Linked DNA regions of Homo sapiens: regions 2, 3 and 4 are each linked to region 1. Evidence: chromatin contacts called from ENCODE Hi-C or POLR2A ChIA-PET data. All regions are on one chromosome and are shown on one strand. The core of a region is the stretch at or near the end of the contact, and the rest is flanking DNA. Distances in the headings are between cores, read along the strand shown. Region 1 has its middle 170 kb from the start of LINC02272. Region 2 overlaps LOC102724785 (a long non-coding RNA gene). Region 3 overlaps PDGFC (platelet derived growth factor C). Region 4 overlaps PDGFC (platelet derived growth factor C).

The links. A loop is a pair of places that touch in the nucleus more often than their neighbours do. ChIA-PET counts read pairs that join two places held with the same protein, here RNA polymerase II (POLR2A). Pooled maps may share reads with other maps.
Region 2: a loop to region 1 is called in a map of mammary epithelial cell, with 5 times the contacts of the local background. The contact joins two enhancer-like sites. A Hi-C loop is called at or near these places in 1 of 168 maps with a recorded cell type or tissue (mammary epithelial cell) and 2 of 50 pooled maps. POLR2A ChIA-PET finds 5 or more read pairs at or near these places in 1 of 52 experiments (MCF 10A).
Region 3: a map of mammary epithelial cell shows a loop between it and region 1 (12-fold over the local background). The contact joins two enhancer-like sites. A Hi-C loop is called at or near these places in 4 of 168 maps with a recorded cell type or tissue (MCF 10A, PC-9, endothelial cell of umbilical vein and 1 more) and 5 of 50 pooled maps. POLR2A ChIA-PET finds 5 or more read pairs at or near these places in 3 of 52 experiments (AG04449, AG04450 and MCF 10A).
Region 4: a loop to region 1 is called in a map of MCF 10A, with 6 times the contacts of the local background. The contact joins two enhancer-like sites. A Hi-C loop is called at or near these places in 2 of 168 maps with a recorded cell type or tissue (MCF 10A and ascending aorta) and 2 of 50 pooled maps.

What each region holds. Positions count from the first base shown.
Region 1 is chr4:156,472,709-156,478,372 of GRCh38, forward strand. No RefSeq gene overlaps it. Among named protein-coding and RNA genes, the nearest start is that of LINC02272, 170 kb to the right of the region's middle. Within about 2 kb of position 3,708, at least 3 of the 41 ENCODE cell types and tissues checked have a DNase peak (open chromatin) inside an H3K27ac peak, as active enhancers do; they include mammary epithelial cell, where a contact is called at or near this core.
Region 2 is chr4:156,106,841-156,112,662 of GRCh38, forward strand. LOC102724785 (a long non-coding RNA gene) reads right to left here. Exons shown (of 5, transcript XR_939394.2): 5 at 5,751-5,822. Among named protein-coding and RNA genes, the nearest start is that of CTSO, 160 kb to the left of the region's middle. RefSeq lists enhancers at 1-62, 4,799-5,407. Within about 2 kb of position 3,896, at least 2 of the 41 ENCODE cell types and tissues checked have a DNase peak (open chromatin) inside an H3K27ac peak, as active enhancers do; they include mammary epithelial cell, where a contact is called at or near this core.
Region 3 is chr4:156,930,190-156,935,193 of GRCh38, forward strand. The region is part of intron 1 of PDGFC (platelet derived growth factor C); the gene reads right to left. Among named protein-coding and RNA genes, the nearest start is that of PDGFC, 39 kb to the right of the region's middle. Within about 2 kb of position 1,267, at least 7 of the 41 ENCODE cell types and tissues checked have a DNase peak (open chromatin) inside an H3K27ac peak, as active enhancers do; they include mammary epithelial cell, where a contact is called at or near this core.
Region 4 is chr4:156,826,263-156,831,498 of GRCh38, forward strand. All of the region lies in intron 2 of PDGFC (platelet derived growth factor C), which reads right to left. Among named protein-coding and RNA genes, the nearest start is that of PDGFC, 140 kb to the right of the region's middle. Within about 2 kb of position 3,154, at least 4 of the 41 ENCODE cell types and tissues checked have a DNase peak (open chromatin) inside an H3K27ac peak, as active enhancers do.

The DNA of each region.
Region 1 (5,664 bases), core at 2,458-4,957:
ACTGAATCACAGAGACAGCTGAAATTAGAGAATGCTGAAACCTTAAGCAAAAGTGGTTAACCCCAATCAAGTCTCAGTAATTAATATCAGTAGTTGGCAGCTGAGCCTGGATGTCATCATATATTATAGATGATGAGGCTACCGTGAATTAAACCTTGTGGCTGATGAGAACACTTTCCCCTTGGTTAGAAAACATATTTCATACCTTATTTTACAACCAGGTGTGTAGTTTTCACCACTACAGCAATTGGGCCACAGTATAGATTCATAAAATAAGTGTAAATGTGGATTTGAGTAGTTGGCAATTTAAACTCTAGCCATTCCAAAGTGAAATTCCAGGCCTAATTGAGCTCCAGTGGTTGTCAGCAGCTTATATGATCAAGTTTTTACAAACTCTCTTCTGGCTAATTGTGCTATCTTTGGTCTGTCTCCTCACAGGGATTCTGTGTGTGCATACTCCCAGTCTCACAGCTCTGTTCATGTCTTGGCAGCCTTCAGCTTCAAACTGAAGACTGTGGGAGGTTATGTATTCTGATACTAGGCTTCTTATTTGGGAAACCTTTATAAATTAATTGTGAAACTACTTTGGATGTTACGTTATTGGTATGAACTTAAGCAACACTGAGGACCTTAAGGTACATATTGAAACCCTGAGTTCTGTGAATCACCGAATATGACTGATTTTCATAGTTTCAGTACGGACCACCTTACTACATTTTTTATTTCATTTTTGTAAACTAAGACAGGACAGCAAAATATGAGCACAAATTGGGTTAGCCACATAACTTACATTTCCTGTTATCTTCTTTGACTCTTTCTTTACAATGACTTTTTTGCTGTGTTGTTGGTAGTTTTATCATTTTTTCCAAAAGCTTTATCTGTACTCTGGACAAGGTATATCAGTTGTAAAAATTAAACATTTATTCAACTATGAAGCCAGTCAGTCTATGGACGCCCTTTAGGCAGGCACTTCGTTTGCATTTAAAGTGTAATTAGAGAGAAATATGTTGAATTTTAAAGCAAGTATATGAAAAGCTTTTCAAGGTTTTTCAAATCTGGATAATATAATCCAGGAATTGCATTTAAAATATTTGTTTTATAGGAGAAAGGATGAAATTCTAGCTTTGACTGCACAAGGAACTCAGGATAATTAGGGAGAGAGAGCTTGCTCACAGTTATCAGAGGCATACAACTCCCTCACTGGTCTGATCTCTGCTGCTCCCAGCTCAGACTCATATCCCTCCTTACCCTCCAAGCTACTCCAAATAAGTAGCAGATCAGGGACAGCAAAGCATAAGTTATATAGACATGCTTCTACAAGAGGCTGCTTCCCCCTGACCCAAACACTCAGGGCCCACAAGAAAATGTGGGGTTTTTAAGATCAAATTAGAAGGAAGCCATTATCCTCAGCAAACTAATGCAGGAACAGAAAAACAAGGACCTCATGTTCTCACTTATAAGTGGCAGCTGAACAATGAGAACACATGGAGACATGGTGGGGAACAACACACACTGGGGCCTGAGATGGGGAGGTAGAGGGAGGGAGAGCATCAGGGAGAAGAGCTAATGGATGTTGGGCTTAATACCTAGGTGATGGGTTGACCTGTGTAGCAAACCACCATGGCATCTGTTTACCTATGTAACAAACCTGCACATCCTGCACATGTACCTGGGAACTTAAAATAAAAATGGAAGAAAAATGAAAAATAATAAAGTAAAAGGAATGCAGTGATAGGAATATCATGAGGCATTAAATGCAGGGATAATAAAGAATGATTTTTTAAATAAGAAATTTTCTTCTTTCTAGTTTAATGTATTAAAATGTGTTTATATAATTGTATATTTTATTGTTATATTACTGTGTTTTTCTGCATCACGTTTATAACATGGCTAAACTACATTATATCCATTTGTAATAAAAAATCTTACTCTGCTTTGTTATAGTATTAACTTATAAGTATACATTCAAGCTATAAGTAAATTACTCAGAATCAAAAGCAATTTGAGCTGGGCGCGGTGGCTCACACCTATAATTCCAGTACTTTGGGAGGCTGAGGCAGGCGGATCATGAGGTCAGGAGATTGAGACCATCCTGGCTAACACGGTGAAACTCCGTCTGTACTAAAAATACAAAAAATTAGACAGGTGTGGTGACACGCGCCTGTAGTCCCAGCTACTCAGGAGGCTGAGGCAGGAGAATCCCTTGAACCCTGGAGGCAGAGGTTGCAGTGACCCGAGATTGCACCACTGCGCCCCAGCCTGGGCGACAGAGCGAGACTCTGTCTCAAAAAGAAAAAGAAAGAAAACGAAAATTCTTTTAACCCTCATTTACCTTGCATTTCTATAATTGTAAAACATAGAAATATTAACATAGCTATTAGAGATTATTCAGTGTTGCCTTGAGGCTCCAGTTAAAACAACAGAAATGAATACACTCCTCAAGTTTTAAACACAATGAAATGTTATGAACTATTTTTAAGAGAAAAATCCCTACCTACTTGTGTAACAAATTATTGCTATGTGTTAATGATATATGTTGACATAGCTCATATATAGCACATACATTGAGCAATAAATATTGAAATGTTTTCTTTATTCATGCTAGCCCTTTTCAATCCATTTTAAACATTTAAGGGGCTTTGTCATAAAATAATTTTTTATTAAAGTGAATTGTATATAAATCCCATTTTGCAATGACTATTTTTTTAAAAGACAAAGAAGAGAATGATAAATGAGCTTTCTGCTATTGATCTATTCAGCCACAGGGTGTCATTCTTGGAGTACAGATTAGCCTGTCTAGAAGCAATACTCTGGCAGCAGATACCAAACACCATATCATATTCAGTATGTTGAATACATAATGAAAGCTCCTGACTTTTAGCCTAATTTAATACTTCTTTATACTCAGCAAACTACATCATTAGACATTTTCCAGATCTGTTTTGTAATTTTTAAATTATCTTTAGAATAAAAGCATGAAGACAACAAACAAAATTTCTAGTGGACTCAACCTCAGTGAATTGAATTAGATTGCTAGTCTTGGGAAGATAGTGAGAGAAAATATACAATCGGTACTGCTCTCTTATATTCAGAGAGAGTTATAAGGAAAAACAACGAAGTTGACAGATAGCCATACTTATAAAAAGCATTTTCCCTTTAAAAGTTATTTCCATTTATTTCATCAAACTAATAGATTATATCGCACCAGTACATGGCTCAAGAAAACTCCAAACATGCTTGGTATAGCTATTTTATGCTGAATTTGCAAAGCGTTCTAGGCCGAAAGTTAACATAGACTATGGAACTATAGTCTCACCCAAATCAGTTTAAACTTGGCACCAAGTATCCCACTTTGTCTTCTCCCACATTGGGTACAACTCATCTGAAAAAGGGTAACTTTAACCATGGTGCATAAGTCATGAAAATGGCTTGGAAAGACCTCATTAAAATGGGGCCAGATAAAGGTTAAGAAAAAGGTGATATTAACCTGACACTTTGCTTCTCTCTTCTTTAATCACTGGTAATGTGGGGACACTTAAACCTCTATCATAAACTTAGATGGAAATTCCCTCATGCCTACTTACATTGCTCCCAGCCCATCATCATGTGTAGAAAACAGATCAATGTTTTACTCCTTCATTCAGAGAGCTTTTTTCAAATATGATCCCATAATAGAGAGAAAACCAGACATGATTCACGTACTCATGCAGCTTAGTCTCTAGTGAGTGAGAGAGACATGAATCAACCACGCAAGTAAGACATAACATTCCAATGTGGTTAGTGCTAAGAAAGAGAAACACACCACAGTGCTACAAATGCTTATTTAATTGGGAATTTTACCCATGACTAGAGAAGAATTTCCTGAGTTAGCCAGGGCAGAGCTAGGGTATGGTCAATGAGTAATACTAACCAATCAAATAGAGAACAGAGAGAGATCAAGTCTGGAGCCTGTCAGGAAGACAGTATCATGAGCTCCAGTAACTGAAGAGGTTCAGGTCTCATCAAACAGATGGTGAAGACAATGTGGTGGAAAAGGCTGAAATGGTAGTCAATAAGTCATGTCAAGGATTTCGGTCTTTGCTTTTTGGTCTTTATCCTAAGAGCAAGAGGAAGCCGATGAATGTTTCCAAGCAAGAGAAGGATGAGGGAGGGAAAAGTGTTGAATATTCTAAGGTGCAGATTTGCACTTTGAGAAAGATTATTCTGTTTAGGATGCAAAAGGAATTTTTAGTGGACAAAGGTGGTTCTTGGAAAACCAGTTACAAGCTAGAAGTTGGCGGCTTGTATTAAAGAAACAAAAGTTAAAAATCGAAATAAGATGGACTTGAGACATATAGAAAGGAATTCCTTACCTATCTAGGGATTCTGTGTGGGGATGAATCTTTGATTTCGTCTCATTAATGGCTGGTGAGACTCCATTGTACAAAAAAAAGTTGATTTAAGGGACTACACCTGACTGGGTGCAGTGGGTCACACCTGTAATCCCAACACTTTGAGAGGCCAAGGTGGGAAGATCGCTTGGGCCAGGAGTTCGAGACCAGCCGGGGCAACAAAATGAGAACTTGTCTCTTCCAGAAAATTTTAAAACTTTGTGAGGCATGATGGCTCACACCTGTAGTCCAAGCTGCTCTGGTGCCTAAGTCGTTCAACATCACCCCAAGAAAGGTAAAAGGAGGTTTCCTGACTTATGGTCACATATTTCAACTACTCATTCATATGTTTAGCTATATATCACCACATACTCCTCTAAAAATTATTATAACAATTTAGATTTTTACCAAAAAATGGAGACCCAATTGTCCCATGTTCTTGATACCTCTGAGCAATGTCAATCTTTTTTATCTTGACTTATAAAACTTGGTTTAAAAAAACTTACTCTCTTGTCATTTCCTCAATTAGGAAGCAGTTGAACACATTTTCACAAGTTTGTTAGCTATCTTTATATCTTTTACATGAATTGACTATTTTCATTTGCCCAATGCTAGCACAGTGTTTGACTTTTTCTGAAAGATTTATAAAAGCTATAGTTTTTATGTTTCGTTGCAAATTATCTTCCTGTTTGTTTAATAAAAGCAAGCTAAGGACCTCTGCTTACCCTCAAACTGTACTATCTGTCACAGCTTCTGCTTCCTCACGATTTTAAATTTCCTTATAACTTCAGCTGGTTCATGGCCACTTAGTCCTATTGTCATCTCTATAGGGTTTTTGTATTTAGAAGATAAAATTACAAGACAGCCAATTAAATTTGAACTTCAGATAAAACAACACATATTTTTAACTGTAAGTATGTCTCATGAAATATTTGGGACATAACTATGAACTTGCATGTTGTTTATTTAAAATTGAAATTTAATTAGCTGTTCTGAATTTTTGTGACAACCTTCTCTCTGTTTCAAGCTACCTAATTCACTCCATATTTGTCCACCCAAATTCCAACAAATAAGAATAATATTATTCTATTCTATCCCAATTTGGACAAATAATTTTTAAGTTAATTTATAAGCTGCAAGCCTTCTAATGGATTAATTGCCTTTAAGTGAGTTGCCCAGGATAACATTGAAACTAAGGGGGAGCTCCCATCAGCAGAATCAGGATTTTATCAGAGAAGAGTGGAAAAGTTATGGACCCCATGACTATTACGTAAAAAATATATCACTTTTCCAC
Region 2 (5,822 bases), core at 2,646-5,145, 370 kb before region 1:
TGGGGTCCCGCACAGATGGGACACGGCTTAGGAGGAATCCTGGGCTGCAGGCATTCCTTGGCCTGGTGGTCAGATTTCTGGCACTTGTAGCAAGCTCCTGCAGGAGGAGGTTCTGGAGGAACACCTGGCCACTGCGGTTCAGGCGTTTGGAAGTTCTTGTGTGCTGGAGAAGTGGCTGGGGTTTGTCTCACAGTGGAGGCAAGGAATTGCAACTTTTTTCTATTATTGTACACCTTGAAGGAGAGGTTAATTAAATCCTGTTGTGGGGTTTGAGGGCCGGAATTTAATTTTTGGAGTTTTATTTAATGTCGGGAGCAGATTGGGTAATAAAATGTATTTTGAGAATAAGACGGCCTTTTGACCTTTTAGGGTCTAGGGCTGTAAAGTGTCTCAGGGTTGCTGCCAAACAAGTCATGAACTGGGCTGGATTTTTATATTTGATGAAAAAGAGCCTAAACGCTATCTGATTTGGGATAAAGAAAAAGGAGCATTAACCTTGACTATGCCTTTAGCTCCAGCCACCTTTTTAAGAGTAAATTGCTGGGCAGGTGGGGGAGGGCTAGTCACGGAATGAAACTGTAAGCCAGACCCGGTGTGAGGAGGGGAGGTAATAAAAGGATTATAGGGTGGAGGAGCAGAGGCTGAGGAAGAATTGGGAACTAGCTCGGCCTGGCGAGGAGCAGCCTGGGAGGAGGGGAGAGGTCAGATGGGTCTGTAGAAAAGGAAGATTAGAAAGACTCAGCGACACTTGGGGTTGGGACTGAGGGGACAGGCGGGAGGGAAAGAAGGAAGATTTGGGACGAGTTGCACTGGGCACAGAGACTAGGGAGGGACCGATATGTAAAAGAATGCCTGGACGTCAGGCACCTCAGACTGTTTGCCCATTTTATGACAAGAATTATTTAGATCTTGCAGGATGGAAAAATTGAAAGTGCCGTTTTCTGGCTATTTGGAACTACTGTCGAGTTTGTATTGGGGTCAAGTGGCATTGCAGAAGAAAATAAGGCACTTAGGTTTTAGGTCAGGTGTGAATTGAAGAGGTTTTAAGTTTTTGAGAACACAGGCCAAAGGAGAAGAAGGAGGAATGGAGGGTGGAAGTTTGCCTATAGTGAAGGAAGCAAGCCCAGAGAAAAGAGAGAGTAGAGACATGGAGGGAAGGGGTTCGGGGGTTCTTACCTTCTAGAAAAGCGGGAAAGGGGTTGGGGCATGGATATAAGGGATTGGGGCGCAGAGATAAGAGGTCGGGACGTGGAAACAAGGGATGGGGCGCAGAGATAAGAGGTCGGGGCATGGAAATAAGGGATCGGGGTGCAGAGATAAGAGGTTGGGGCACAGAAATAAGGGATTGGGGTGCAGAGATAAGAGGTCAGGGTGCAAAAATAAGCGATTGGGGCACAGAGATATAAGAGGTTGGGGCACGGAAATAAGGGATTGGGGCACAGAGAAACAAGGTTGGGGTACTTACCCCTCCTCTGGAAAAGCAGGACTTGCCGCTAAGAGTGAAGGAGAAGGGTTTGGGGGTTTCTTGCCCCCCGGAAAGGTAGAGAAGGGGTAGAGACATGGAGAGAAGGGGTTGGGGTACTTGCCCCTTCCCCAGAAAAGCGAGACTTGCCGCTAAGGGTGAAGGACAAAGGCAGGCGTCCCTGTGTGGTCTGACACCTCTGAAACATGGTTGAATAATCAGAGAGGCATCCCTGCAATAATTAAACACCAAGGGAAGGCTGCCTTCCCTAGTCCGTGACCGACACCGGAGTTTTGGGTCCACAGATAAAACGTGTCTCCTTTGTCTCTACCAGAAAATGAAAGGAATTGAAATTAAGAGAAGGGAGAGATTGAAGAGTGGAAAGGAGAAAGTGGTTGAGGGACAGTGAGAGAGGTTGGAGAAGAGAGTACGAAGAGGTCGCTTACCTGATTTAAAATTGGTGAGATGTTCCTTGGGCTGGTGGGTCTGAGGACCTGAGATCGTAGGTGGATCTTTTTCATGGAGCAAAGAGCAGGAGGACAGGGGATTGATCTCCCAAGGGAGGTCCCCCGATCTGAGTCACGGCACCGAATTTCATGCGCGTCCCTGTGAAGAGACAACCTAACAGGCTTTGTGTGAGCAATAAAGCTTTTAATCACCTGGGTGCAGGTGGGCTGAGTCCGAAAAGAGAGTCAGCGAAGGGAGATGGGGTTGGGCCATTTTATAGGATTTGGGTAGGTAAAGGAAAATTACAGTCAAAGGGGGGTTGTTCTCTGGCAGGCAGAGTGGGGGTCACAAGGTGCTCAGTAGGGGAGCTTTTGAGCCAGGATGAGGCAGGATAAGGAACTTCACAAGACAATGTCATCAGTTAAGGCAGGAACAGGCCATTTTCACTTCTTTTGTGGTGGAATGTCATCAGTTAAGGCAGGAACTGGCCATCTGGTTGTGTATGTGCAGGCCGCAGGGGATATGATGGCTTAGCTTGGGCTCAGAGGCCTGACAATTACCATATGTAAACATTGGTCTCAACACTAAGCATACAAGAATACACAGAAGGCAATTTATGATCTAGTTTGGGATCTAGGATATACACATCAGACATTGCCCATTGTAGGGAGCAACTGGCAAATGAATTATATAAATAATGAGGTTGGAAAAGGAAGATATCATTTTCAGTACCCATGGTGAAGAAAACTTTTATTTGTTAAAAACGATATCGTGCAGTAAATGTTTATTGAACACTATCCATAGCCAGGACAGGTTCTGACACTAGGAATACCAAAATCAAATAACACAATGTTATTAAGACCCAAAAACATTATAGAACTAAACAAATATAATGCAATGTGCTAAATGTTATCATTAAGGCATTAATATTGTACTTCGGGGGTTCAAAAGAGAGTTTCTACTCTTCCAGAGAAGTAAGGAATGGTGTTGAAGCACAGCTGTATTTTTGGTGGATTAGGAAGAAGTAGTAAGAGTACATCAGGCAAAATAGGCATAAAAAATAGGTTGTTCTCAGCAAAAGAAGGATTCATGTGCTTGGGTTTTCAGCAGGCTGAGTAGGGCGGGGCAAGGTGTTTTAAAATGCAAGTTTTATTATTATTATTCAGGTATGATGAAGCCAACAGATCAAGACATGGTTGTCACTGAAAAGTGAGTTTGTTACACAAGAGGAAGGAGCGCATCATGCCACACATTGCAACACAGGGAACCGCCAGCAGGGGTGAGGAGGCAGAAGGAGTTGGGGGTTGGGGGAATGTGAGCAACAGCCTTTATTTTTATTTTTTCTTTTGTGGGAAGGAATGAGCAAGGCAGATGCTATGGTTTGAATGTGTGAAAAAAGCATGTATTGGGAACTTAATTCCCAATCCAACAGTGTTGAGAGATGGAATCTAATGTGAGGTGTGTAGGTCATGAGGGCTCTACCCTCATGAACGGATTAATGACAATTTTAAAAGGGCTCGAGGCTACAGATTCAATCTCTTTCTTGCTCTCTGTTGCTCTTTCACCTTCCACCATAGGATAATGCACTGCAAAGGCCTTTGCTGGATGCTGGTGCCATGCTATTGGATATCCCAGCCTCCAGAACTGTGAGCCAAATAATGTTTGTTTGTTTTCTTTTAAGTTATCTAGTCTCAGGCATTCTGTTGTAGCAGCACAAAACAGACAAAGACGACAGGATAAGCAGGCTAAGTAGGTTTAGAAACGGTTAGTGTAAATAATTTCTGTGAGCTCTGAGATTTAGGGACTGACTCTAGTTGTCTGATGCCTGGTTCTGGGATGATTCGGTCAGGGAGATAGTGACCCAGGAGTTTAAGAACTTGGCCTCACCTCAGATGGAGGAGGGGAAGTAGTAGTAGCAGCGTGCTGAATCTAGCCAAGGAGCTGGGGGAATTGCTGGATTGCCCTAGAAACGCCGCCAATTCTTTTCTTTTGCATGATGATACATGTTTCCTGGAACTCGTTAATCCCTGCCTGTTCTTCCTCACCCTGATACTACATGTTCTGTTAACTAAGGCAGGAAGTGGGAGGGCCAACTTGTCTCCTATGGTTTGCTCTGATATGTCTCCTCATCCCTTAATCTCCTTAAAAAGACACTCATGTACTTAAGATAAAATATATAGGTTAAATATCCTGTGTGATTCCAGCTCCATATGGAAAGTGCAAAACTTGTATTGCTTTCTCCTTTAATATACAAATGCCACCCAAGTAGTTACTGAATTTCAGGGAAGGGGCTTGGAGATCTGTTTATTTTGGAGCTAACAAATAGTAAAAGAGCACTTTCAGGAATTTTTCCTTAAGGGCAAATTTACTTCAGGTTTAATAAAACATATTAATTGGACATCAAGCAAAAAGATGAAGTGTGTACATTTCCGTCAAATACTCATGGACCCCTTGTTACATTGTGAGCTTTGACACGTGCTTTTCTTAAAAGCGTCTTTCAGCCCAGGGTCTTTAATCACTTCACAGTTATTGTGACCTTGCAGGTGTACTTATTATCTCTCTTTTGCATCTAGAAAACCTGAGACCCAAGGGTTTCTTCCCTGGAGCTGCGCTAATTTTTCATCTATAAAAATAACTAGTATTTACTGATACTTTACATTCTTTCTGTTTAAAGAAACCACGAATTATAGGGGTTTGTCTATCACTTTTAAATCCAAAATTTACGGTTCTTATTTTCAATTTTCAGGTAGTATCATCATTATGAGGTGATTGTTAAAAATGTGTATGAAAAGGGCTTCTAAATTTTAAAAAAGTATGTGTTTATTCCTACTGAATGTACCATATTTTTAAATGCATTTTATATCCCAATATATTGGAGGACAATTGATTTCAATACCAAACAAATACGTTTTATTAATTATTATAGCACATTTACCATGTTTATTTAAATATTCCCTCCTCACCTATTTTGAGAATATACATCCAAAATATTTTTTATGTTTTCCTGTATATATTTCCGACCCACCCAAGCTCTGAGGGAGCATCTGCAGCTGTTGGAAGAAGATGTTAAGGATGGACCACAGAATGAGGACATTTTAATGGAATTTAATAGCTGAATAGCAGGCACATTCTTAGGCGAACGTTTTTCCTAATGCCTCGGCATCCAGCTGCTTTCCTTAGCCTTCAGTTGGTGAATATGAAAGTGAGTGCTACTGCTAACATCTTACTTAGATTCTTCTCCCCATCTCCCTTTGTTTCTTCCCTCTCAAATGTCTTGAACTGTGATCAGATGCTATATTCGGTGTGTTGCAAACTAAGTGCCACTCAGCTAATTCACTCAAAGGCTGCCACAGTGTCCCCTGTGCTGGTGGACACTAATCCCATAAAGTGGGTCTGTGGCACTTGTATCTCCTTGTGAAACTAACCTGAGACTAAAAAATAAAGTTAAATTCTAAATGTTAATATATAATGGGAATATAAAAACAGTAAAGGAATTATAAAATTCACTACGGTCTATAATAATTGCATGATTTTTCTAGATAAAAGCAATTACCAATATTGAGTCAAGAGAGGCAGCATTATTTTAGATGATATGGCCATCTACTTAAAAACTTAGAAGAATCTACTGAAAAACCATTGAAATTAATAAGAGGGCTCAGTAATACAAGATCAACATTAAAAAATGACTTTCCTGTACCTGTAATGACCAAATAAGCAGCATGGAGACAGTTTTTATTCATATAGAAAATTAGCTTGCAATGTCACTTTTACACACATGCACAAAAATTCTAAGTTGACTACATAGTCAAATAACATATAAAATAATAAAAATAATCAGAAGAAAACATAGAGAAATACTTTATTAAAATTACAGTAAGAATGTTTTCTAGCATATTTATAACCAGGAAAAGAG
Region 3 (5,004 bases), core at 17-2,516, 460 kb after region 1:
TCAAAAGTAGATTTAATTCACAAAATCCTATATAGTTTGTCGTTATTGCTATATGATTTTTCCAGGCAGACCTGTGTAAAAATAATTTCAGGCAGTGGGAAGAGCATGTGCAAAATCAGGCAAACATCATCAAATCTGAGGAACTGAAAGGATATCCAAAGACTGCAATAAGATTTTTGAGCTTAATCAATCTGTAGGATCTGTAGGCTAGCAAATCCTAATATCACATTTTTTGGCGGGGACCAATGTGGAGAATGAATTGTTTACACTACCTTAAAAGACATTTTATTAAATAAGGCATCTCCACAACAACTATGTAATTGAAAACAGAAATGAAATCCCATTATAAAGTTAAGACTCCTTATACTCAAGACAATTATTAAGAATCTAGGTTTAGGCCGGGCGCAGCGTCTCACGCCTGTAATCCCGGCACTTTGGGAGGCCGAGGTGGGCAGATAACCTGAAGTCAGGAGTTCAAGACCAGCCTGGCCAATATGGTGAAACCCTGTCTCTACTAAAAAAACAAAAATTAGCTGGGAGTGGTGGTGCACGCCTGTAATCCCAGCTACTCGGGAGGCTGAGGCAGGAGGGTCGCTTGAACCAGGAAGGCCGGAGGTTGCAGTGAGCCAAGATCATGCCATTGCACTCCAGCCTGGGTGAGTGAAACTCTGTCTCAAAAAAATAAATAAAAATAAAAATAAAAGAATTTAGGTTTAAAATGTATAAATCTAGGTTTATACATAAAATTCAGCCTCACCTGCTTTCCCTTATCATCTTATTATTGGTTTTAATTTCCCTGCCCAGTAATCCCATAACTGTATTTTAACTTCTTTTTCCTGCTACCTATTGTTGGAGGTAGGGGCTGAGGGGATGGAGGGTAGCCAGCCAAGTGTGGAATGCAGTAAAATCATTCTGAATAGACAAAACTGACAAAAAATTGTGAAAGCAAAAGGCGTGACAGCCTCAGAATCCTGACCTTCCAGAACTTGAAACTGATAAACATGAATTCTTTTGTATTAGGGGTAAAATGGCAGGTATTTCCTGTTATTAAAACTTTTTTGGCTTACCTTCCGAAGGCTAATGTAGAGTTTCTGAAAAGATAACAGTGACAATAAAAAGATTGTTAAGAGTGCCTCCAAGCTACAGGACAAAGAGTATTATATTTCTACTGGGAAGGAAACTTAAATTATAGTCAAAGATCCATGAAGGCTTAAGTCACCCAGGATTGCATTCACGTCTTCGGTTATTGCATGTGCTTTGGAACACTTGACAATCACAGAGCTGGCCTGTGGGGGAGGTGAGTCAACAGTGATTCTCTTTCATAACTATCCAAGAAAAACAACCCACAGTAATCTTCAAGAGCATCACACCTTAACTGTTTATTAGAGCTGGGACAACTAAGGCCAAGACAATAGACAAATGCAAGGCTGTTAATATTAGAAACTAAGTTTACTGGCCCCTACTCCCTAGAATGTTCAAGCTTCATGAAACTTTGGACCACCCAGACATTTGCTATGTTAACTATCCTCTTAAACTGAAGTGGAGATATTTATTCAGAATTATGGTTTATACTTACAGTGGAACATATCTTTGCATGGATTTTAAACACTACATTTATAGGAGTTTTTTTTTTGTTAAACTACATGTGTTGAACAGAAAACTTAGGTAGTGGAATGTACTTTTATCTTTTTTATTTTAAAGACTTCTTTCTTTTGAAAATTGTTCTATACATTACTCATAAGAAATATATTACAGCAACATTTAAAGAGCATCTGCAATACTAACCCTGACATTTATAGTATATGATTTGAGGTAAAAATAGCTCAAAGTTTTAGAAAATATATAAACAAAAGAGGTAAGAGATGGATATTTACTTACTAATGTAATGCTAATTTAATCTATTATTAAGAACATTTAATGTGCTCTGTTTTGATCAGGAGTCTAATTCACCTTCACATTTCCTACAATTTACACTTTTAAGGGATTTTTTTTTAATTTTCTAAGTGAATACACTTGAGTTTACCTTTCAGCAATCAAAGCAAGCATAATATTCACTTTATGTAGTTAAAGGAAGTATAAACTCAGGAACAACACACTCTGTTTGTGTTCAAAGAGTGAAGTAAGGCCATTTTCACGATATTGATTCTTCCTACCCGTGAGCATGGAGAACTAGAAATACCATTTGACCCAGCCATCCCATTACTGGGTATATACCCAAAGGATTATAAATCATGCTGCTATAAAGACACATGCACACATGTGTTTATTGTGGCACTATTCACAATAGCAAAGACTTGGAACCAACCCAAATGTACAACAATGATAGACTGGATTAAGAAAATGTGGCACATATATACCATGGAATACTATGCAGCCATAAAAAATGATGAGTTCATGTCCTTTGTAGGGACATGGATGAAGCTGGAAACCATCATTCTCAGCAAACTATCTCAAGGACAAAAAACCAAACACAGCATGTTCTCACTCACAGGTGGGAATTGAACAATGAGAACACACGGACACAGGAAGGGGAACATCACACACCGGGGCCTGTTGTGGGGTGGGGGGAGGGGGGAGGGATAGCATTAGGAGATATATCTAATGATAAATGACGAGTTAATGGGTGCAGCACACCAACATGGCACATGTATACATATGTAACTAACCTGCACGTTGTGCACATGTACCCTAAAACTTAAGGTATAATTAAAAAAAAAAAGAAGTTTCTAACACACACACACAAACACACACACACAAAGAGTGAAGTAAACAAAAGTATGGGATGAAAGTTAATCATCATCACATGGTAGAGGCAGGCTTGTCTGTTGAGAACCTAGTCTCTGCCGCTCCCTACCTGCCAGACCTTGGGCAAATCCCATGCCTTCTCTGAATCGGGGTTGCCTCACCTGTACAAGAAAGTCAGCTAATTCATAGGGTTCTTTAAAGACCTAAATGAAGGAAATCTAATGAAATGCAGTCCCACAGTAGATATCACTAGCTATTAGCTGTATGTTCTTGTCATAAAGTGAAATGAAATGCTGCTTATATATTTAATAAGATATCCAAACTTAACTACAGTAGATCCTTACTATTTGTAGATTCCATATTGGTGAATTCACCTACTGGCTACAATTAATTTGCAACCCCAAAATCAATACACGGCATCTTTTGTGGTCGTTGGCAGACATGCACAGACACAGAGCAACACAAAACTTTAAGTCACCCAAGATGATGCTGTTCACAGCTGAGGTGGAGCAAAGATATGCTCTGCCTTCTTGTTCCAACTCCCAAACTGTAAACAAGCATCCTTTCTGCAGCATATTTAGTGCTAGGTTGTTCTCAATTTTTTGCTATTATTTGGTAATTTTGCTGTTTAAAATTTCCCAAAGCATAGTGCTGAAGTGCTGTCTAGTGTTCCTTGACACAAGGCTATGATGTGCCTTGATATGGTTTGGCTCTGTGTCCCCACCCAAATCTTATCTCAAATTGTAATCCCCACATATCAAGGGAGGGACCTAGTGGGAGGTGACTGGATCATAAGAGCATTTTCCCTCATGTTGTTCTTGTGATAGAGAATGAGTTCTCCCAAGACCTGATGGTTTAAAAGTGTAGCACTTTCCCCGCCTCTCTCTCTCCTACCACCATGTAAGACGTGCCTTGCTTCCTCTTCACCTTTCACCTTTTGTTTTCTGCCACAATTGTAAGTTTCCCAAGGCCTCCCCAGCCATGTGGAACTGTGAGTCAATTAAATCTCCCTCCTTTATAAATTACCCAGTCTCAGGTAGTTCTTTATATTAACAGCAGTGTGAAAATGAACTAACACATGACTTTACAGAGAAAATATGTGTGTTAGATAAGCTTCCTTCAGGCATGAATTATAGTGCCTTGTGCTTAATGTTAATGAATCACCAATATACAGTCATGAGTCACTTAACAACTGGGATATATTCTGAGAAATGTGTCTTTAGGCGATTTTGTCATTGTGCTAACATCATAGAGCATGCTTAAACAAACCTAAATGGTATGGCCTATTGCACACGTAGGCTACGTAGTACAGCCTACTGCTCCCAGACTACAAACCTGTCAAGCATGTTATTGTACTGAAAACTGTAGACAATTGTAATACAACGGTAAGTATTATATATCTAAACATAGAAAAGGTACAGCAAAAATACAATATAAAAGATTTAAAATGGTACACCTGTATAGAGTTCCTACCATGAACAGAGTTTACAGGACCGGTAGTTGCTCTCAGTGAGTCAGTGAGTGAGTGGTGAGTGATTTTCAGGCCTAGCACATTACTGTACACTTTTGTAGAATTTATAAAGGCTAAATGCTTATGCTACACTAAATATATTTGTTAAATATTTTACTTTCTTACATAATATACTAGCCTTAGCTTACTGTAACTTTTTACTTTATAAACTTTTTAAATTTTTTAACTTGACTCTTTTGCAATAACATTTAGTTTAAAATACACATTGCACAACTACACAAAAGTATTTTCTTTCTTTATATCCATATTCTATGTGCTTGTTTCTAATTTTAAATTTTTTTTATTTTGTTTTACCTTTAAACTTTGTTAATGAAAAACAGAAGAGACAAACACACCCATTAGCCAAGGCCTTCACAGGATCAGGACCATCAATATCACTGTCTTCCACCTCTATATTTTATCCCACTGGAAGGTTTTCAGGGGCAATAATAGGCATGGACATGTCATCTCCTATGATAATAATGCCTTCTTCTGGAATCTGTCCTAAAAACATACCTGAGGCTTTCTTACAGTTAACGTTTTTTTGTTTTGTTTTGTTTGTTTGTTTTTCAGATGGAGTCTCGCTCTGTCCCCAGGATGGAGTGCAGTGGCATGATCTCGGCTCACTGCAACCTCTGCTTCCTGGGTTCAAGCGATTCTCTCCTTCCTCAGCCTCCCGAGTGGCTGGGACTACAGGCGTGCACCACCACGCCCAACTAATTTTTGTATTTTTCATACAGACGGGGTTT
Region 4 (5,236 bases), core at 1,904-4,403, 350 kb after region 1:
GCTCACTGCAACCTCTGCCTCCCGGGTTCAAGCGATTCTCCTGCCTCAGCCTCCTGAGTAGCTGTGAGTAGCTGGGATGACAGGCACCTGCCACCTCGCCCAACTAATTTTTGTATTTTTAGTAGAGACAGGGTTTCACCCTGTTAGCCAGGTTGGTCTTGAACTCCTGACCTCAGGTGGTCCATCCAGCTTGGCCTCTCAAAGTGTTGGGGTACAGGAATGAGCCACCATGCCATTGTAATTTTTGGTGACTGTAAAGGAAATTATTTTCTGTTTAAGGTGAAGATGAGTCAAATTTTTATCATTTTACAATTAATCAAGGCATCTTTAAAGGATTTACTATAGGTTAGATTCTTTCAACTTTTATCTGCTCTGTATTATTGCTACATTTGCAAAAGGTGATGGACTTTAGATATGGATTTATAAAAAGCTGAGAGAAACATTTAAGTAGCATGATAATAAAATTTGAAAAGGATTAAAGGCCTATCAAAGCAATACCATGACTTCAACCCTGATTTTAAAAGAAAATATTTAAACAGCTGACCAGCAGCATAAGCCATTTTAATTCTTCATTTATATATACAAATTTAGGTCTTGGTGATGTCCATGAAAATGAAAAATGAGTTTGTTTTAGAACAAACCAAAGTGAAATAAAAATATTGTTCCTTTTAGGATATTAGAGAATTTCAGGTACAGTTCCCAAATATGAGCATTTTTGAAGTATTTTAAGCATTTATGTTTAATGAATATCTATTCTATAATGAAATGGTTTCCTATAAATGCATCTGGAAAAATACTCTCTGAAGCTTAAGAAAAATTCTGTTCATCCAAGATAATTCATTATTCAAAATTTGCCTTTAGTAAGAACAGATTGGCTGGGCACAGTGGCACACGCCTGAAATTCCAGCACTTTGGGAGGCCAAGGTGGGCGGAACACGAGGTCAGGAGATTGAGACCATCCTGGCTAACATGGTGAAACCTCGTCTCTACTAAAAATACAAAAAATTAGCCGGGTGTGGTGGCGGGCACCTGTAGTCCCAGCTACTCGGGAGGCTGAGGCAGGAGAATCGCTTGAATGTGGGAGGCAGAGGTTGCAGTGAGGGGAGATCACGCCACTGCACTCCAGCCTGGGTGACAGAGTGAGACTCCATCTCAAAAAAAAAAAAAATAACAGATTGATACACTTGTACTTCGACAAACGCAAGCAAATGAGCAGAGCATTTCAATGCTGACTGATGACTGATGATTCTAAAGAAGTAGGTGTTCAATATAAAAATGGCTTAGACTTCAGGTTCCTCTTCAGCAAAACAAAAAACTAAATCCAATGGTCCTGTGGACCATTTTTTTAAATCTTAGTTTTTTTTTTCTTGTTTAAGAACAAAATCACATTTAGTTAGATGTGTGCTGTTATGTCAAAAAATATGCAGCTTAGACTACATGCTTACGCAATACCCACATACGTACATACATACACACACATACCCATTACTACATTTGCCAGAAAATTTTATTATTTTCCAAGGTCAATACAGCACTGTTATCACCAAAGACAATAATTTTCTACAAGTAATATCCAATCCATGGCAACCAACTATAAACACCAGTATATGATGAGGTCCTCAAAGATTTGCTATTAGGAAATAAGAAAACACACATGTACACATGGGAGTGTTAAGAGGCAAAGCAAATGCGTGAAACAGTGGAGTCCTGGACTTTGCAAGGCCTCTCCTCCGAACATGCAGGCCAAAGATCAGGAGAAGCTCTCGTCCCATTGAGGCAAATGAAGCTACTTCCGCCGGAAATGTTATATAATATAATACCTCTTTCTCACTCTGTCACTTTCACAAAACTCTTCCAAAGTGCTGACGGGTGAGGGAGCACTCTGGCTCTGGAGATCTCTGACTACTGCAGACCACAAGTGCCTTCTAACAGCACAAAATCCTTTTTCTTATACATTTTGCAGCGCAAATCACACTTTAAAAGGTCACCGTTTAGAACACAAAAGCACACTTTGGGATACACCTGACACATGCCCCATCTCACTCTTCTGATACAGATTATGTCCTTTACTTCTTAACAGATACAGAGCCAATCAGAACAGTTTCAAGAAGTAATGACAGATGAGATCCGGCATCAAGACCGTGCTTAATAAGTGGCAGAGGTTTTAATTATCTAATGAAAACTCCATTAGTGTTCCAGATTTCTAGGAAAGAAATTTACCTCTGTTTTCTAATTTAAGGTACAAGAATGACTCAAAGAGCTATCAGAAATTTTGACTGGTTTTTTGCTTTTTCTCCCTTTTCTTCAGTGACCATTATAAAAATAATGTGTGTATACATATGTATATATGTAATTATGTATATGTGTGTGTATATATATGCATGTATATATAATTGTATTCTGGAAATATAATTAGCATGTGTGTGCTCTTATGGTATATTTAACGTACAGATAGAACAGGTAAAATTCTACTTACATCACTTTCATTTATATATTACTTCCTAAGTAAGCTTGTATATACTTTAAGAATATTCATGACCAATCAATAAAATCAATCACTTGGAATACTGTAAACAACATAAAAATATCCAAAAAAATGCAGACTCCAGAGGCAGAATTAGCTAAAGTGGGTATACACATTTTTTAAAATTAAAGTTTACTTAGCAATTTTAAGAAAATCAATCTTCACTAGAGAATGGGATTCTGTGGAAACTAAACTATTTAATGGAAATTTAGTGAAGTACAGACATTAATATTTTCTGAAACTTCAGATATTGAACAAAAGAAAAATAATTTAACTTCTATTATGAGAAATTTAGAATTTGAGAAATTAGAAATAGAAGTAATCTTATTCCTATCACATGTTAAAAGTAGGAAAACAACTTTCTAACTCTTATGATCTACTAAGATCATCACTCTTATTTCCAATGCCAAGGGGTTTATGGAATATACAGGATTATATTTTTCACAGAAATGGATTGTTGAACGAGGAATTAAGAAGAAAGACAGACTGCCATTTCTCAAGAAGCAAAACAAAACAAATATCTTCACATAAAGGGAAGCAGCATTTCAGATTGTTAGGTGATTTCATCATTGTAATAAGTCCTGCTAAGGCTATTACTTCATATTTTGTAGCATGAAAAGGGAAATAAGAAATTCTAGGCCGAGTGCCCACTTGGCTAAATCTACCATCCTGGGCAATATCCCTAGGCAGAGATTTTTTGGCCCTAGGTTTATTTTACTTTCTTTTTCTCACTTTAAAATTTTCCTCTTGCTCTCTATTTATTTATTGCTTTATCCTGTTAAAATTACCCCTTCAAAGTGCTTTAATATCTAGGATTCCTACCATATCCTTTGATAGTCTCTTGTGTCACCAGAAAATTTGGCAGTTTTTGACAGTTTCAATTATATCACTCACTTCATTTCCTCTTTTGTTACAGATGTTATTTCTTAGATTTTTCTCTCCTTGACAGAAGAGGTAGGATAGCTTTTAAATAAAAGCTATTATTATCTCGTGAGTTATATTCATATATTCAGAATTTTTATCTACCCATTTATTTCACTGAGCCTCAATATCCCTCTCTGCAAACACCAAGGATCAATCGTGCATCACTTCTCAATTTTATTAATCTTATAGACAACAAAAATAAAAATTAAGTACAAGAGTCTCAAACCACTTGGTAGTGTGAGAACCTTCCCACTAGTACTACTTCACTAATTTAATAGAACCAAATAGAAACAGGGCCCATTACTTCAAAAATGTATCTGAAAAGCTGTGTTAATTGTTACACATATAAGCAAAACTGAGGTCCAACAATTGGCCATTTGTAGCAATTTACTTACTCTGATTTCAATTACTAAGTTGAAAAATTATAAGTATTTTTATATAAAGTAGAATTAAAATATGAAAAGTACATATTTAAGTGTCTTAAAATATACAGCAAATACAATTCTAAAAATAAGCTCTTTGAAGACAGGAATTGCATTAAAAAAAAAAAAAACTTCATGTCCTCAGACCTTGTCAACTGTGTGACACTATGGCACTAGCATTATACCATTCCATTTGGTTGATATGAGAACTTACGCACCTCAAACTACAAAGGAAAATAAAAGATAAAGCACTGTGCATCCTTTCCCTGCCCCCACCATGACCTTCAGTTCAGAGATCTGATGAAACACAACTTTCCATTCTCCATGTGGACCTACAGGCAACTGAGTAATTGTGGGCTACTTAGGGCTTTAGTCATTTTGGTCATTTAGTCACTTGTGGACCTCAACCTGGGCGAGACAGTATATTTCACCAGATGGCAAATATGATCACATTTTTTGGTACAGCAACTCCAGCAATAATAGTCCTGTCATAGGTCAAGAACGTACTTTATATCACCAAGTTATGACTAATGGGTTCCAAGCACATACGGTGGTACATTTCATTGGATATTCTTAAAAACTATCTAATGGTGGCTTTCAAAATATCGAGCATGCAATTCTTTAAAACAAAAGATTCCATGCTCAATATTGAAAAATGTGATCAATTAAGTTATTTACTACCAATACTATAACTTTCTCCACTTCACTTGGCCCACTTCCACTTCTCCTTCAGATTTCAGCTAAATATTACTCCTCAGAGATGCCTTCTGTGAGTCCTATAGGCAGAGATTGCAATGTCTTTGCAGCATGGTCCCTACCACACCCATGACTATTTAGAATTATATTTTTTGTATGCCTATCCCTTTACTATTCAATGCTTTCCAGAGGCCAGGGGCCCATCTAATAATCTTTGTATCCCCAATATTTAGCATGGTATTTCCTCCATACATAGAGAGGACTATATGACTGTTGAGTGATGGATGGATAGACAGAGGAGTGAATTCGCACATACATAATAGAGTAACATACATGTTCATACACAAATATGCACAGAGTAGGCAATCGACTAGTCAAAATTACACTTGTGCTGTTGAAATATCCCCATATAACCAATATTTGTACTCTTGAACATTTTTTTCTCTAATTGTGGTTATTCACATTAAATATAAGTATACCTAATTTTCTAAAAATTTAGCTGGGTGCAGTGGTACATGCTGGTATTCCTAGCTAGTTGGGTGGCTGAGGCAGGAGGATCCCTTGAGCCCAAGAGTTTGAGGCCAGCCTAGACAACATAATGAGACCCTGTCTTTTTTTTTTTTTTTTTTTTTTGAGATGGAGCCTTGCTCTATCGCGCAGGCTGGAGTGC